Linked DNA regions of Homo sapiens: region 2 is linked to region 1. Evidence: chromatin loops called from intact Hi-C (ENCODE). Cell type or tissue: mammary epithelial cell. All regions are shown on one strand. Region 1 overlaps ST6GALNAC5 (ST6 N-acetylgalactosaminide alpha-2,6-sialyltransferase 5). Region 2 overlaps ST6GALNAC5 (ST6 N-acetylgalactosaminide alpha-2,6-sialyltransferase 5).

What was found. Hi-C counts contacts between places; a loop is a spot of excess contacts. Peaks named below come from ENCODE experiments on the same cell type or tissue, not always from the same donor. Only the 100,000 strongest peaks of a DNase experiment are listed, where the experiment ranks them.
Region 2: it touches region 1 in a loop (4-fold over the local background); 1 of 110 quality-filtered maps calls a loop at or near these places.

What each region holds. Positions count from the first base shown.
Region 1 is chr1:76,995,238-77,003,237 of GRCh38, forward strand. The region is part of intron 2 of ST6GALNAC5 (ST6 N-acetylgalactosaminide alpha-2,6-sialyltransferase 5); the gene reads left to right. Among named protein-coding and RNA genes, the nearest start is that of MIR7156, 61 kb to the right of the region's middle. RefSeq lists an enhancer at 2,931-4,130. In mammary epithelial cell, no CTCF peak of the experiment used is centred here; a DNase peak (open chromatin) is centred at 3,594; H3K4me3 peaks cover 814 bases; H3K27ac peaks cover 3,927 bases.
Region 2 is chr1:76,925,038-76,933,037 of GRCh38, forward strand. All of the region lies in intron 2 of ST6GALNAC5 (ST6 N-acetylgalactosaminide alpha-2,6-sialyltransferase 5), which reads left to right. Among named protein-coding and RNA genes, the nearest start is that of ST6GALNAC5, 62 kb to the left of the region's middle. In mammary epithelial cell, no CTCF peak of the experiment used is centred here; a DNase peak (open chromatin) is centred at 3,674.

The DNA.
Region 1 (8,000 bases):
AACTTTAAGAATTAGCTGGACACAGTGGCACATGCCTGTAGTCCCAGATACTTGGGAGGCTGGGGCAGAAGGATCATTTGAGCCCAGGAGTTTGAGGCTGCAGTGAGCTATGATCATGACACTGCACTCCAGTCTGGGTGACAGAATGAGACCGTGTCTCTTTAAATATTAGGAATCACCTTCAGAATGGCATTGAAAGGCAGGAAGTCTGCCAGGCAGTGCGTGAGGGAAGAGCAGAGTCATAGACTCTCCTCAGACTATCTTATTGACGGACAAGTTACAGGTACTTTTAAAATCAGTCTCTCCTTCCTCTCTCTCTCTCCTTTTCTCAGCTTTCTGTCTCTCTCCTAGAGTTAAATTTTAATGAAAAAAAATAATGTGAATTATTTGTGTGTTATATATGTGTAACATTTCTATGTATTTATATTATTAATATGACATAATAATATAATATTTGTATTATTAATATTTATTTAAAACCATCAGCACACACTTAGAACCTCCGTTTTGGGTAATGTAGTTATTACCAACATTCCTACCTGACATTTATTTGTGTATTTGTTCAGTGTATATCTGTGTCTTCTGTGAGACTGTGGGGTTTATGAAGAAAGGGACTATGTATCTTTTGGCTCACCATTTCATTCCCACGACTAGCATGGAGCCGAAGAGGAGATGAAAACATTTTTATCAAATGAATGGCTAAAGGAGAGAGACCATTAGACATTACTACCTTTGGAAGTTCTCTTAGTAACTGTGGCTCAATCATGTTGCAGTGTTATAGACACCTTTATAATTTACAAAGAACTTTCACAAACATGGCCTCATTATAAAGGTGACAAGCATGATTGTCCCCCATACCAGTCTGTAGAAGAAGAAACTGAGACTTGGAGAGGCTAACCAACTTGTGCAAAGTTGCACAGCTAACTTATGACAGAACTAGGTCTTGAACCCCTGTCTTCTAACCCTTAGCCAGACCAGTTGGAGTTCCCCATCCCCAGTGACCTCTCCTACATTTATGGGGACTCTTGTGTATCAGAGTTTGTGACTCTGTGCCCGTGTAAGGCAGTGATCACATCTTGTCCCTCACAACAGAGATGTATTAAGTGCCTACTATGCGCCAGACATGCAAAAAACTTCCAGGACGCAAACAAGAATGAGATGTATGTATTTCTTGCCATCAAAACAACTCACAATCTAATGCAGCATAGTGTTAAACATGTACATTTCTAATATACTGTTGAATATGTTTGTGGATGAAATCCTATCCTGCTTGCAGTTGCAATAATCTGCAGGTTAAATGGAAGGAAAAGCAAGGCTTGCTGGTTTGCACAAACGTTAACAACTATTAGCTCAAGTTCGAAACAAGATTGTAACCATTCTGCACAAGTGTTAAGGAGTGCATATTTGCAGAGCTGAGGCCAGGAGGCTTAAATTTTAGAAACAGCTGTGGAACTCCTTTCAGTATGTACAGTTGGAAGGAGGCTGGCATTGTCAGGGAGTCGCTCTGGAAAATACAGGCACTGAATATATTTTATCTTTTCCCTTATTCCAGTGTTAGTGTCCCCATAGAATTCCAAGTGAGAAAATAACCTGCAAAGGTGTGAGGTGGGAATCATATTACAACATTCAAGCAGGTGAGATCCTCAGAGATGAAAGGGGAAGAAAATGGCACTTTAATGCATGAGAGTAATCTTCCAGGATTTGTACCAGGATGTGTTATATTTTAACAAGAAGAGTTCTCAGAAGGGTCAGTTTCAGGAACATCACATGAACCCCTGGAGAAAAGTAAATGGTTGATTGGCTGTCACACTTACTGTTTCAATATGCTGGGTAAAGCAAAGCGAGGAAAGGTGAGGTCTCACCAAGTGCAGATTACAAAACAAATGCATTCTTTGTGTGCTTTTTTCATAGTAGATGATTTTGAAACAAAAAGAGAAAAATAAACCTGTTGAGTAGAAACTTGGGAAGTAAAACTGAGTGATAGAGGATTAGTTTTCACATGTAGGCGGTACACAGAGTTTGTACAGTTTCGTAGTTACAAGACAGGGTAGAATGAATATTTAAAGAGAAGACTGTTAGGAACAATGGTTCAGAAGGATGAAGGAACTCAATAAGGTTGTGAGGGATTGAGAAGGAATGTTTTGCTTGAAACATGGAGTATGGCAACAATGAATGAGCCTAGTTTTGAATCAAAATGACCTGAAAAACTTCTGTAGAAAGTTTCCAACAAAGCAGTGCTGTATTATGGAAGATCCTGCCATATGGATTGAAACTTTTCTAGAACTTTTAATAGACGAGCCCTCATAAGTAAGATCCAGGCAACCAAATTACTACTCTTTGAATGCTATTGTGGGTATCATGTCAAGATCCAATGTTTTCTTTCCATGTTATACTAAAGAAATAAAACTTAATGTCTATAGTTCAGGTTATATTTGAAACTTTAATAGTTCTAGATTGAAGCTAGCATAAAAACACTGTATACTGAGCATGGTGGCTCACACCTGTAATCTCAATGCTTTGAGAGGCCAAGGCCAGAGGATCACTTGAGGCCAGGAGTTCAAGACCAACCTGAGCAACATAGCGAGACCCCATCTGATATGGTTTGGCTCTGTGTTCCCACCCAAATCTCACCTCAAATTGTAATAATTCCCATGTGTTAAGAGCGAGACCAGGTGGAGATAATTGAATCATGGTGGCAGTTTCCTCTATGCTGTTCTCATGATAGTGACTTCTCATGAGATCTGATGGTTTTATAAGGGGCTTCCCCCTTTTCTCAGCACTCATCCTCCCTCCTGCTGCCCTGCGAAGAGGTGCTTTCTGCCATGATTGTCAGTTTCCTGAGGCCTTCACAGCTATGCGGAACTACGAGTCAATTAAACCTCTTTTCTTTATAAATTACCCAGTCTTGGGTATTTCTTCATAGCAGCATGAAAACAGACTAATACAGTAAATTGGTACCAGGAGTAGTGGATCACTGCTGAAAACATACCCAAAAAATGAAAATAAAAAATTAGCCAGACATGATGGCATGCTCCTGAGGTCTAGCTATTCAGGAGGCTAAGGCAGGAGGATCGCTTGAGCCCAGAAGTTTGAGGTTACAGTGAGCTATGATTGTGCCACTGCACTGTAGCCTGGGTGACAGGGTGAGACTTTGTCTCTAAAAAAGTGAAATTAAAAAAAAGAAAGACTCCATAAATGACATTTTAAAGGGAAAAAATGTTTATGACAATTATATTGTATATTCAAACAAAATGTATTCTTATTTCATAACCAATGAAAATCTGTGTTGACTGGAAAAGAGATTAATTATGGTCACTGAGAAGCAGAATGTAAAGCATTATTTGCAGGAAAAGAAAGCCTAGTTTCCTTTACATGCCACTCACATATTGGTATTTTCTCATTATTAGAACTTACATTTTTTTAAGTTCAGAGTTTTAAAATTCCCCAGAGACTTCTGCAAAACCTGAACCATCATTGAGTAATCCATCAAAAATCCAGAGGCATTAAAAGTTCCATGACTAATATGTGTGAAATGTTTGAAGATGAAACTCTCTTTTGTAATTATAGACCGCAGAATGTGGAATAGTTTCTGCCGTTTGAATTACCTACCTGAGGATACTACTTGAAAGTTCCATCTTCCGTAAATAACAGCCAGCCTGTTATAGAAGACAGGCAGTGTTTTCATACCTGGAATAGAAATTATTTTAGAATCATTTCCATGCAACATTTTTTCATTATTACTAAGATCTGGTGACTATGAAAGGGAGTAAACTTACACAGCTGGCTCTTTTCAGACAGAGAGATTCAATTTATTCTTGTTCCAATACTGTAGGAAAATAAAAAGGTTAAAATTACCTTTTGGATTCAATGTGATATTTTCCCTAGATACCTAAACAAATGGAAGACAGGCAGCTTTCCCAGCTTTGGAATAGGGGACAGTAAGGGATTTCCCTTGTAGCGTGTTGTGTTTTATCTGAAATCTGGCCCTTTTCTGTAATTAAAAAAGGGATTTAGGTACTGAATTTAATCCTTTAAATGGCCAATATCTTGTAACTTTTCCAGATATTTCCCTGGTTCATCAAGAGGCAAGAGACTTACTTTAATTCTGATCTAATATGTACCTGCCTTTTAATTATGTGCTAAAACAATTTGGGAGATGGGATGGTTTGGTACAAACTTGCTCCTGCTGTGGAAATGGTGACTTGGTTGATCTAGGTTCTGGTCCAGAAATGTGCAGGTTTGGGTTTGTTTTTTTTTTTTCAATTATTATACTTTAAGTTTTAGGGTACATGTGCACATTGTGCAGGTTAGTTACATATGTATACATGTGCCATGCTGGTGCGCTGCACCCACTAACTCATCATCTAGCATTAGGTATATCTCCCAATGCTATCCCTCCCCCCTGCCCCCACCCCACCACAGTCCCCAGAGTGTGATATTCCCCTTCCTGTGTCCATGTGATCTCATTGTTCAATTCCCACCTATGAGTGAGAATATGCAGTGTTTGGTTTTTTGTTCTTGCGATAGTTTACTGAGAATGATGATTTCCAATTTCATCCATGTCCCTACAAAGGACATGAACTCATCACTTTTTATGGCTGCATAGTATTCCATGCTATATATGTGCCACATTTACTTAATCCAGTCTATCATTGTTGGACATTTGGGTTGGTTCCAAGTCTTTGCTATTGTGAATAATGCCGCAATAAACATACGTGTGCATGTGTCTTTATAGCAGCATGATTTATAGTCCTTTGGGTATATACCCAGTAATGGGATGGCTGGGTCAAATGGTATTTCTAGTTCTAGATCCCTGAGGAATCGCCACACTGACTTCCACAATGGTTGAACTAGTTTACAGTCCCACCAACAGTGTAAAAGTGTTCCTATTTCTCCACATCCTCTCCAGCACCTGTTGTTTCCTGACTTTTTAATGATTGCCATTCTAACTGGTGTGAGATGGTATCTCACTGTGGTTTTGATTTGCATTTCTCTGATGGCCAGTGATGATGAGCATTTTTTCATGTGTTTTTTGGCTGCATAAATGTCTTCTTTTGAGAAGTGTCTGTTCATGTCCTTTGCCCACTTTTCGATGGGGTTGTTTATTTTTTTCTTGTAAATTTGTTTGAGTTCATTGTAGATTCTGGATATTAGCCCTTTGTCAGATGAGTAGGTTGCGAAAATTTTCTCCCATTTTGTAGGTTGCCTGTTCACTCTGATGGTAGTTTCTTTTGCTGTGCAGAAGCTCTTTAGTTTAATTAGATCCCATTTGTCAATTTTGTCTTTTGTTGCCATTGCTTTTGGTGTTTTGGACATGAAGTCCTTGCCCATGCCTATGTCCTGAATGGTAATGCCTAGGTTTTCTTCTAGGGTTTTTATGGTTTTAGGTCTAACGTTTAAGTCCTTAATCCATCTTGAATTGATTTTTGTATAAGGTGTAAGGAAGGGATCCAGTTTCAGCTTTGTACATATGGCTAGCCAGTTTTCCCAGCACCATTTATTAAATAGGGAATCCTTTCCCCATTGCTTGTTTTTCTCAGGTTTGTCAAAGATCAGATAGTTGTAGATATGCGGCGTTATTTCTGAGGGCTCCGTTTTGTTCCATTGATCTATATCTCTGTTTTGGTACCAGTACCATGCTGTTTTGGTTACTGTAGCCTTGTAATATAGTTTGAAGTCAGGTAGCGTGATGCCTCCAGCTTTGTTCTTTTGGCTTAGGATTGCCTTGGCGATGCGGGCTCTTTTTTGGTTCCATATGAACTTTAAAGTAGTTTTTTCCAATTCTGTGAAGAAAGTCATTGGTAGCTTGATGGGGATGGCATTGAATCTGTACGTTACCTTGGCCAGTATGGTCATGTTCACGATATTGATTCTTCCTACCCATGAGCATGGAATGTTCTTCCATTTGTTTGTATCCTCTTTTATTTCCTTGAGCAGTGGTTTGTAGTTCTCCTTGAAGAGGTCCTTCACATCCCTTGTAAGTTGGATTCCTAGGTATTTTATTCTCTTTGAAGCAATTGTGAATGGGAGTTCACTCATGATTTTGCTCTCTGTTTGTCTGTTGTTGGTGTATAAGAATGCTTGTGATTTTTGTACATTGATTTTGTATCCTGAGACTTTGCTGAAGTTGCTTATCAGCTTAAGGAGATTTTGGGCTGAGACAATGGGGTTTTCTAGATATACAATCATGTCGTCTGCAAACAGGGACAATTTGACTTCCTCTTTTCCTAATTGAATACCCTTTATTTCCTTCTCCTGCCTAATTGCCCTGGCCAGAACTTCCAACACTATGTTGAATAGGAGTGGTGAGAGAGGGCATCCCTGTCTTGTGCCAGTTTTCGAAGGGAATGCTTCCAGTTTTTGCCCATTCAGTATGATATTGGCTGTGAGTTTGTCGTAGATAGCTCTTATTTTGAAATACCTCCCATCAATACCTAATTTATTGAGAGTTTTTAGCATGAAGGGTTGTTGAATTTTGTCAAAGGCTTTTTCTGCATCTATTGAGATAATCATGTGGTTTTTGTCTTTGGCTCTGTTTATATGCTGGATTACATTTATTTATTTGCGTATATTGAACCAGCCTTGCATTCCAGGAATGAAGCCCACTTGATCATGGTGGATAAGCTTTTTGATGTGCTGCTGGATTCGTTTTGCCAGTATTTTATTGAGGATTTTTGCATCAATGTTCATCAAGGATATTGGTCTAAAATTCTCTTTTTTGGTTGTGTCTCTGCCCGGCTTTGCTATCAGGATGATGCTGGCCTCATAAAATGAGTTAGGAAGGATTCCCTCTTTTTCTATTGATTGGAATAGTTTCAGAAGGAATGGTACCAGTTCCTCCTTGTACCTCTGGTAGAATTCGGCTGTGAATCCATCTGGTCCTGGACTCTTTTTGGTTGGTAAACTATTGATTATTGTCACAATTTCAGTTCCTGTTATTGGTCTATTCAGAGATTCAATTTCTTCCTGGTTTAGTCTTGGGAGAGTGTATGTGTCGAGGAATTTATCCATTTCTTCTAGATTTTCTAGTTTATTTGCATAGAGGTGTTTGTAGTATTCTCTGATGGTAGTTTGTATTTCTGTGGGATCAGTGGTGGTATCCCCTTTATCATTTTTTATTGTGTCTATTTGATTCTTCTCTCTTTTTTTCTTTATTAGTCTTGATAGCGGTCTGTAAATTTTGTTGCTCCTTTCAAAAAACCAGCTCCTGGATTCATTAATTTTTTGAACGGTTTTTTGTGTCTCTATTTCCTTCAGTTCTGCTCTGATTTTAGTTATTTCTTGCCTTCTGCTAGCTTTTGAATGTGTTTGCTCTTGCTTTTCTAGTTCTTTTAATTGTGATGTTAGGGTGTCAATTTTGGATCTTTCCTGCTTTCTCTTGTGGGCATTTAGTGCTACAAATTTCCCTCTACACACTGCTTTGAATGCGTCCCAGAGATTCTGGTATGTTGTGTCTTTGTTCTCATTGGTTTCAAAGAACATCTTTATTTCTGCCTTCATTTCGTTATGTACCCAGTAGTCATTCAGGAGCAGGTTGTTCAGTTTCCACGTAGTTGAGTGGTTTTGAGTGAGATTCTTAATCCTGAGTTCTAGTTTGATTGCACTGTGGTCTGAGAGATAGTTTGTTATAATTTCTGTTCTTTTACATTTGCTGAGGAGAGCTTTACTTCCCAGTATGTGGTCAATTTTGGAATAGGTGTGGTGTGGTGCTGAAAAAAATGTATATTCTGTTGATTTGGGGTGGAGAGTTCTGTAGATGTCTATTAGGTCCGCTTGGTGCAGAGCTGAGTTCAATTCCTGGGTATCCTTGTTGACTTTCTGTCTCGTTGATCTGTCTAATGTTGACAGTGGGGTGTTAAAGTCTCCCATTATTAATGTGTGGGAGTCTAAGTCTCTTTGTAGGTCACTCAGGACTTGCTTTATGAATCTTGGTGCTCCTGTATTGGGTGCATATATATTTAGGATAGTTAGCTCTTCTTGTTGAATTGATCCCTTTACCA
Region 2 (8,000 bases), 70 kb before region 1:
ACAATCATGATGGAAGGTGAAGGGGGAGCCAGGGCATCACACGGCAAGAGCAGAAGCAAGAGTGAGGGAGGGGGAAGGTGCTACCTACACTCTTTTAAACAACCAGATCAGTCTCATGAACTAACAGCAAGAATTCACTCATCACCAAGAGGATGGTGTTAAGCCACTCATGAGGGATCTGCCCCCACGATCCAATGCCTCCCAGCAGGCCTCACCTCCAGTACTGGAGGTCACATTTCAACATGAGATTTGGAGGGCACAAATATCCAAACTGTATCACCTGGTTTTCTTAAAGCAATCTATTTGAACTTGTCAATTCAAAGCCAAAGACATAGTTTATTATTACCATCAGAGTCACTCAATCTTGAAGATGATAGGGCTGAGAGGACCAGAGCTGAGTCCATTTTCCTTCCTTTAGTCATCACTGCACTGAAATTAGTTCAGATTAAAAAGAGTGAGTTCTTTGCTTTAAAATTTCAAATGACAGAGGCTCTCATGGAAATGCCTTCAGGAGTTTCAAAGCCTCCATCATTAGGTGCAGCCATCCAAGGCAAATATTTGATACTTCGTGAAGAGAAGCGATAAGAAGATATGTGTGTCCTACAGGATACATTCCATAATGGATGATAATGTTTTAAATATATATATATACAAATAAAAACCGAGATTCTAATTTTTTCAGGTGTTTCATTAGTAAATATAAACATTTCTTCCATCTCTTGAACTGTAGGAAATACAAATTTCCTTTTCAAAGACTCTGTTTTGCATTTCTCAACATTAGAGAGGCAATATTTTAAAAGGTAACTAGTGATAAAACTCTCTAGAAGAGATGGCTAGGACCTAGAAGGACATTTTGATCCATAAGCCAGCAACACTGAAACCAGGACTTTCAACCCACATGCAGCTCTTTAGGTACCACATGCAGATTTGATGGGCTCTCTGGTTACAGAAACCTGGCCAAGTTCGCAGAACTCTGACAGCTCCGTGCCTCCCACTCCAGCTGAAACACTTGTGGGAAAACTGAGCAAATGGATCTGCCTCGCAGGATCAGAAGAAGTAGGCACCAGCAATTCCATGGCTCTTCTCTTCCTTGTAGTTTTATTTTTCTTGTTATGAAATAAAGCAAAGTAATACAAAATTTATAAAGTACAAAGCAAATTTTAAAAAGTAATGAATGCTCTAAAAGAGAAGTCACTTATAATTCCACTATCAAGTGTGAATCACTTTTATCTTTGCATATAAATCTTTTGCAAAAGTTAAAATAGCATGCTTATTTAGAAAACTCAACTATCACCCAGCGGCAACCATTGCTAATCTATTGGTGACCACTTGGTCATCTCTTTATTCATACCTACACACACAGGTATCTCTGTAATTTATGTAGGGGTCACTCTCTATATCATGCCTTGCATCTGGCTCTTTTATTCAGTTGAATTTCAGAGAGATCTTTCTATTATCAAGAAATATTAAAAAAAGTATTTTAATTGTTGCAGAGAATTTCTTTAAATGGACAGATAGATGTTCTAGAATGTACGCAGCTAATCCTTCATTTATGAGTATGTAGGTTGTTTCTAGGTTTCTCTTCTCTGAAATAATGCTTCAGTGAAGCTCCTTGTACATGCATTCTTGTGCTTAACCTAATAGCTCCTTGATATAAATTTCTAGAAGAGGAATTAGTGGTTCAATTTTGATAAGTATTTCAGGACTGCCAAAAGAAAGGTTGTGAGGACGTATGCTGTCACTAGCAATACAGGAAAAGATGGATTCTCCATACCTTTATCAGTATTACTAATATTTCTCTAATTTTCTAGGAGAAAAATGAAATATTAACCTCATTTGTTAGGTAAAGATGATGGGCCATTTTTACTGGTAATTTTTCATTAATAGTACAATCAAACATCTTTTCAGATATTCATTTACCATTTTATTTCTTTTGTGAACTGCTCATTTTTAAATTGTGATTTTCATCTTATTTAAAATTGCTTTGTAAAGGTTTACTTTATATTATAAATATACACTTCATGTCTGTCAGGTATTGCAAATATTTTCCCAATTTGTTATTTGTCTTTTGATTTATGATGTCCTTTTACTGTATACAAGTTTTTAAATTATGTATATATTTTAACACCTTCAAATAACACCTAGTACATAATTTCATATTTGGCTTTTGCATTTTTAATATTGTATTGCTTTTGTTTTTCCTTGTTATTCAGAGTTCTAAAAAATATTTTCATGAATATATAAAATATATTTTAGGAATGTACCATTATTTCCTCAACATTGGCTATATTGATATTTCTCAACACTAATAGTGCTGTATTGGAGGATAGTGAGGCGATGAAGAGAGAGAAAGATACAGAGGAAGAGAGAAGTAGCTGTAATTCAAAACTCTAGTAAGAAGAGAAAAAGCAAAGTGAAACTGTTTCCTTTATCACTATTGGGAAAGGGACAAAGAGTTAGCAAAGGCCTGATAGTGATATCTTGAAAAAAATGAAGAGAGGCATGTTAAGAAAAAGTAGCCCCTGGGGAAAATAAATAATTCTTTCTTCTGAGTGGCAGAGAACTATAGCACATTCAATTTGTGTGTTTTAGTAGACTTATAATTTTAATTAAGCCTCTGGGTTTTTTCTTTGTGCTTGTCCCTTTTGTTTTAATGGGACATGAGGTCTTTTCTTTTTTTCCTTATTTGTAGGGTCCCCAGTGACCTCTATTGCATTTTGTTACTCTTGGCAACAATAAAATGTATCTATTCTCTTTAGGCTTGTCTAATAAGTGGCATTATTGCATTATTCAAGCATTTAAATTTGATTGATGAGTTTATCCATAAGGTTGTTCACAAATCTGTTAAAGTCATTTATTTTTTATTCTGATATAATTGTGCATGCCATTATTAATGCTGCTTTCCAGAAGAGTAACCACATGTTGTAGGGCCTAATTTCAGGTTCAAAATGGAAAGTGGTGATCTTCTCAATGTGTGATTTATTGGAGGAAAATGGAGCTTGATGGGGACAATCTGGGAGTACATGGTTGGGAGGGAACCCCCAGATAGACTTCATGTTACTTTGCTGTTACTCAACAGTTTGCATTGTGGGACTTCCAGTGCCAGTCAGGGTGAAATATAGTTTCACATTTTACTACCACCTCTATTGTTTCTCTCTCTTTTCTCTTCTAAGACCAGGGAATAGAACATAAAGGTCGACAGCTTTATCCTAATCTGAATTGTTTTGAATACTGCACTTGTATTTTCATCCTTCATTGATTTTTAATGCAATGTGATGTATTATAGCCATATTCATTACGGTGTGCTGCACCAAAATTGTGCTTTTGGAAGTGTGGCTTTTAATAAAAGGAAACACTTGTGATTATTTGTGCCATATCAGCTGTGTCACAAGTCCTTAATATACGTAATTCAGTAGGGGTTCTTTTCCCAATTTCATAGCAATAAAGGTAGCACATTGGCTCCATTGCCTTACTTAGGTTTCAGAGTTGTTTGGAAACATTAAGGATTCTGATTTTAGTTTCCATGCCATTTCATTTACATCAGATGAGTGAGTCCATCCCAAAAAATGAGTTGGGTACGTATTTGGACAGCTACAATAAGTGAGAAGGGTGCCTTATTTTGCAAATGGGCATGTCTACTCCTGCCTAGCCTCATCATCTGTCACCTTTGCTCTTTAGAATGTGGCTTCTTGCCACCCTCACCCTACTATCCCCACCCCTCTGCCTGAAGCTGATTAATCACTTCCAAGGCTGTTTAGGTTCTGTTCCACACCTACACTGCAAAGTTAAAGTGTCTGTCTCCCTTATGTGCACTTTAAGGACAAGATCCGGGCCTGTCATCTGCATTTCCTCCAGGGCTTGCTGCTTACCATAGAGTCCAGCACAAGGTAACATTTAATGGATTCAATTAAGTGAGCCCAATGTCACCATCTTAGCATATTGAGCCATTAATACATGGAATTGATTGTTAAAATACGGAGGCCAGCTTCCTTCAAGCCTTACTTTCTTTCAAAAATATTTGTTGAATACTTGCTGTTTTGGCACAGAGAACATAGTGGTGAGATGATAGAAATAATCCCTGGCTTCAGTGAGTTACAATCTCATGAAATAATTCATTAGTCTTGTTTCTCCAATTCACATCCTTTCAAGTTTCAGGTTGGGAAAACAAATCAAATCTCCCCTCATATTAAAAAAAAGTAAACTAAAATACTGCCTCTAGATGTCCAGGTGCAGGGACTCACACCTCTGGTCCCAGCATTTTGAGAGGCCGAGGCAGGAGGATGGCTTGAGCCTAGAAGTTGGAGACCAACCTGGCCGAGACCGTGAGACCTGTTACTATAAAACATTAAAAAATAGAAGGGCATTGTGTTGCATGCCCGTAGTCCCATCTACTTGGGAGGCTGAGACAGGAGGATTCCTTGAACTGAGGAGTTTGAGGCTGCAGTGAGCTATGATCATGCCTCTGCACTGCAGCCTGGGCAATAAAGTGAGACCCCATCTCTAAGAAGAAGAAAAAAACTGCATCTGGAGCTTTGCTACTTGGATCATAGTGTAGCAGAGATGCATGGTATAGAGCTATCCTGTGCATTACGATAGCTGCTAGCCACATGTGGCTGTTAACACTGCAGTGTGCTAGGTCTGAATTGAGAGGTGCTGTCACTGTAAAATACATAACAGGTCTTGAAGATTTATATATTAAAACCTGTTCATCATCTCAATAATTTTTAGATTGATTATATGTAGAAATAATATTTTTGTAGTTTGAATTTAATAAGATATTATTAAAACTGGGGCCAGGAGTAGGGGCTCATGCCTGTAATCCCAGCCCTTTGGGAGGTCAAGGTGGAAGAATCACTTGAACCCAGGAGTTCAAGATCAGCCTAGGCAACATAATGATACCTCATCTCTACAAAAAAATAAAAATTGAAAAATTAATTACACTTGGTTGTTTTCATATTTTTGTGGGATTACAAGATAAAATTTGAAAAATAGATGTAGCTTGTGTTTGTGGCTTGCATTATTTTGCTATTTGAAAGTCCAAGTATAGAGTGAGGCACAGCATAGACTGGAGGCACATTGCTTCACTTCAAATCCTGATCCTTCCCCCTACTCGTTTTGTGGTCTTTGGCAATTTACTAAATCTGTCTTTCATTCTTTGTCTTATCATCTTGTAAAATCAAGATAGTGATAGTACCTAACTCAAAATATTGTTATGAGGATAGTTTATATGTCTAAATCATTTAGAACAGTATCTGGCATAGAGTGCATACTCTTCAAATGTTTGTTGAATAAGTAAATAAACCCACTGGTCATGTGCACCTTCACTCAGTAGGTAGAATTATCAAAGAAGTAATGCAGTTTTTAAGTAGCAGTTTCGTGAATAACCTGTATTTTTCTAGGAGCAATAGTAGCAATTGTAGACTGACATGGTGAACATTTTTGATGGTTTATTAGTTTAATTTCCTTCTCCTCACTTTCTTCCTCTCTCCAGAACAGGTGGAAGGAAAGGAGCAAAACTCAAATATATTAATTTCATTACTCTCTAGTAGGCTTTTTGGGAGAATGATTCTGAAATGGATGGCAAGTCAGGAATTTTTTTCTTCGCATTATGGCAGTTTCCTGTTACTTTATGTAGGTACCTTGAAATAAATCTAACATATGAAAACTCAAGCTTCTATGTTACAGAGTGGATTCTTTGGATCCATTGAAGAGCATTGTCAGCAGCCATCCAGACACCTCCATGTATTCATGTATTCATTAACTAGAGAAGAGACACTTTGAAGTCAATCAAAATTTAAAATATTTATGAAGCCTATATATAAAGGGAAGATATATTGGTTGTGGCAGAGACACTCTTAAAGTGGCCTCCAATTCTTGTCTCCTGGTGTTCACACCCTTGCGTGGGACATTCCTCTTGCAAGTAGGCAGGACCTGTAACTTGCATAACCAGTACAATATGGCAAAGGGGATGGAATATTCATGATGACACATATGCAGTAACATGAAAATAAGATGTCAGCACCCATCCTTCTGGAGTTTCTCCTTTGCTTGATGGCTTTCAGAAAGTATGCAGCCCTGTTGGGGGACCTGCATAGCAAGAGACTTCTGGCAGCTTCTAGTGACTGAATGTGGCCTCTGCCAACAGCCAACAAAACACTGCCAAGAATTAAGTTCTCCCAACAACTGGATTAAGCTTATAAGTGAATCCTTCCCCAGTCAAACCTCTGATGAGACCACACCCTGCCAACACCTTCATTTCAGCCTTGTAAGACCCTATCAGAGGACTAGGTATAGTAGTGCCAAACTCCTGGCCCACAATACATATGTGTTCTTTTAAGCTGCTAGTTTGTGGTATTATTGTTATTCATCAATAAATAACTAATACACTGGCATTTTTACTTTCCCAAATTTAACCTCCAAGCATATTTTATGGCAAAAGCAAGACATATGCATTGAAATTATTGGGTGATTTTTCCTTTTCTTCTTTTTACTAGCATCAGAGGGATTTAAGTATATGATACTTAGCAGTAGAATCAGTCACTATATTTATAATATTTCACAGCATTTAAAACAGTATATACACCAAAGACTTTAGGTTGGCAGACAATGATTCAGTTATTCATATGTTGATCTGATATAACTATGTTGTTAGGAATGTATGAGACACATATATTTGGGTTTCTGAAGACAGATATGAACTGAAGACAATTTTTTCAAGTTATTAGCATCTTCCAGGTGGTAGTTGGAATACTGAAATGGATTAAATCACCTGATCATCTGTAGACATTAAAGAAGGCTAAGGACAGAGTCCCTGAAGTAACAACATTTAAGGATCATGCAGAAAAAGAATCAGCAAAAGAAAAAACAAACCAGGAAGGTAAGGAAGATTTAGGAGAGTGATGTCAGAGATGGAAAGAGTTTCAAGATGAAGAGAATACGAAAAAGGAGAAGCAAAAATGAGACCTGAGTTAATTGGATTTAGGAATTAGGAAGTGACTATTGACTTCAGCAAGGTGGAGTGGAAGTTGGATTTCAGTGAATCACTAAGTTAGGAATAAAGAAGTAGCGGTGAAATATTCACTTAGGTAATAACTAAAGGGAGACATTGAACTAAGGAAAGAGTTTTCCTTAAATGATGCAAGAGATGTTTATGTCTGTTGGCCTTGACAAGTTACCAGAAGAGGTTATCATATGGGAAAGGAAAAGAGTAATTGTTAAAGTGAGGTCCGGGGGTTGAGAGGGAATATGCCGAGTGGCATCACAAAGAATTAGCTTGAGATGGAATAGAATACATCTTTCTCTGACTAGAGGGGAGGAAACTAGCCTACATGAGGAAGTAGATGCGTCACAGGTGTGGGGGATAAGTCAGAGAATGCACATGTCTTCAATTTTCCCATTTGCTGAGAGTAACTAGGGTAGGGTTGAGTAGGGCTTTAGGTAAGTATGTAAGTAGGTAAAACTGCTGATGGTAATTAGAGGGAAAGCTCACTAAACACAAATGAGAGTCTTGCTGAGTAGAAATGAACTTCTAAGGGGCATTGAGAATTTCACCAAATCTGAAAGTAATATCATTATGAAATCTCCCTTGGAATTAAAGGTGAAGAGATTTCGGTTTGTGTCCAGCAAAGTGAGAAACCTGAACTGGGGAAATACCCTGCAGCCCCACTTCCAAGCTGTTGCCAAGGCCATCCCTCTTGCACACATGCAGACTTTGCTCATGCCTCTTGGCTGACAAACTAGGCTTGTGTTGTATTTTACCTTAGTATAGTTAGAGGAAGAAAAAATTAGGATTAGTTCTTCAGATTGGAAATAAGGAATTCCATATGTAGGAGATACTCTTTGCAATGGGGTGTGGCATGCCCACTTTCTTCACTAGACAGTGTATTGCAGCTTTGCTTTCTTCTTCCTGTTGGAAATATATTTTCAGTCACCATCCCTGTTTTCCCCCAATTTAAGCGAAACAGGCAAGAGCCATCCCTCATCGTTCTCTGAGATTGCTT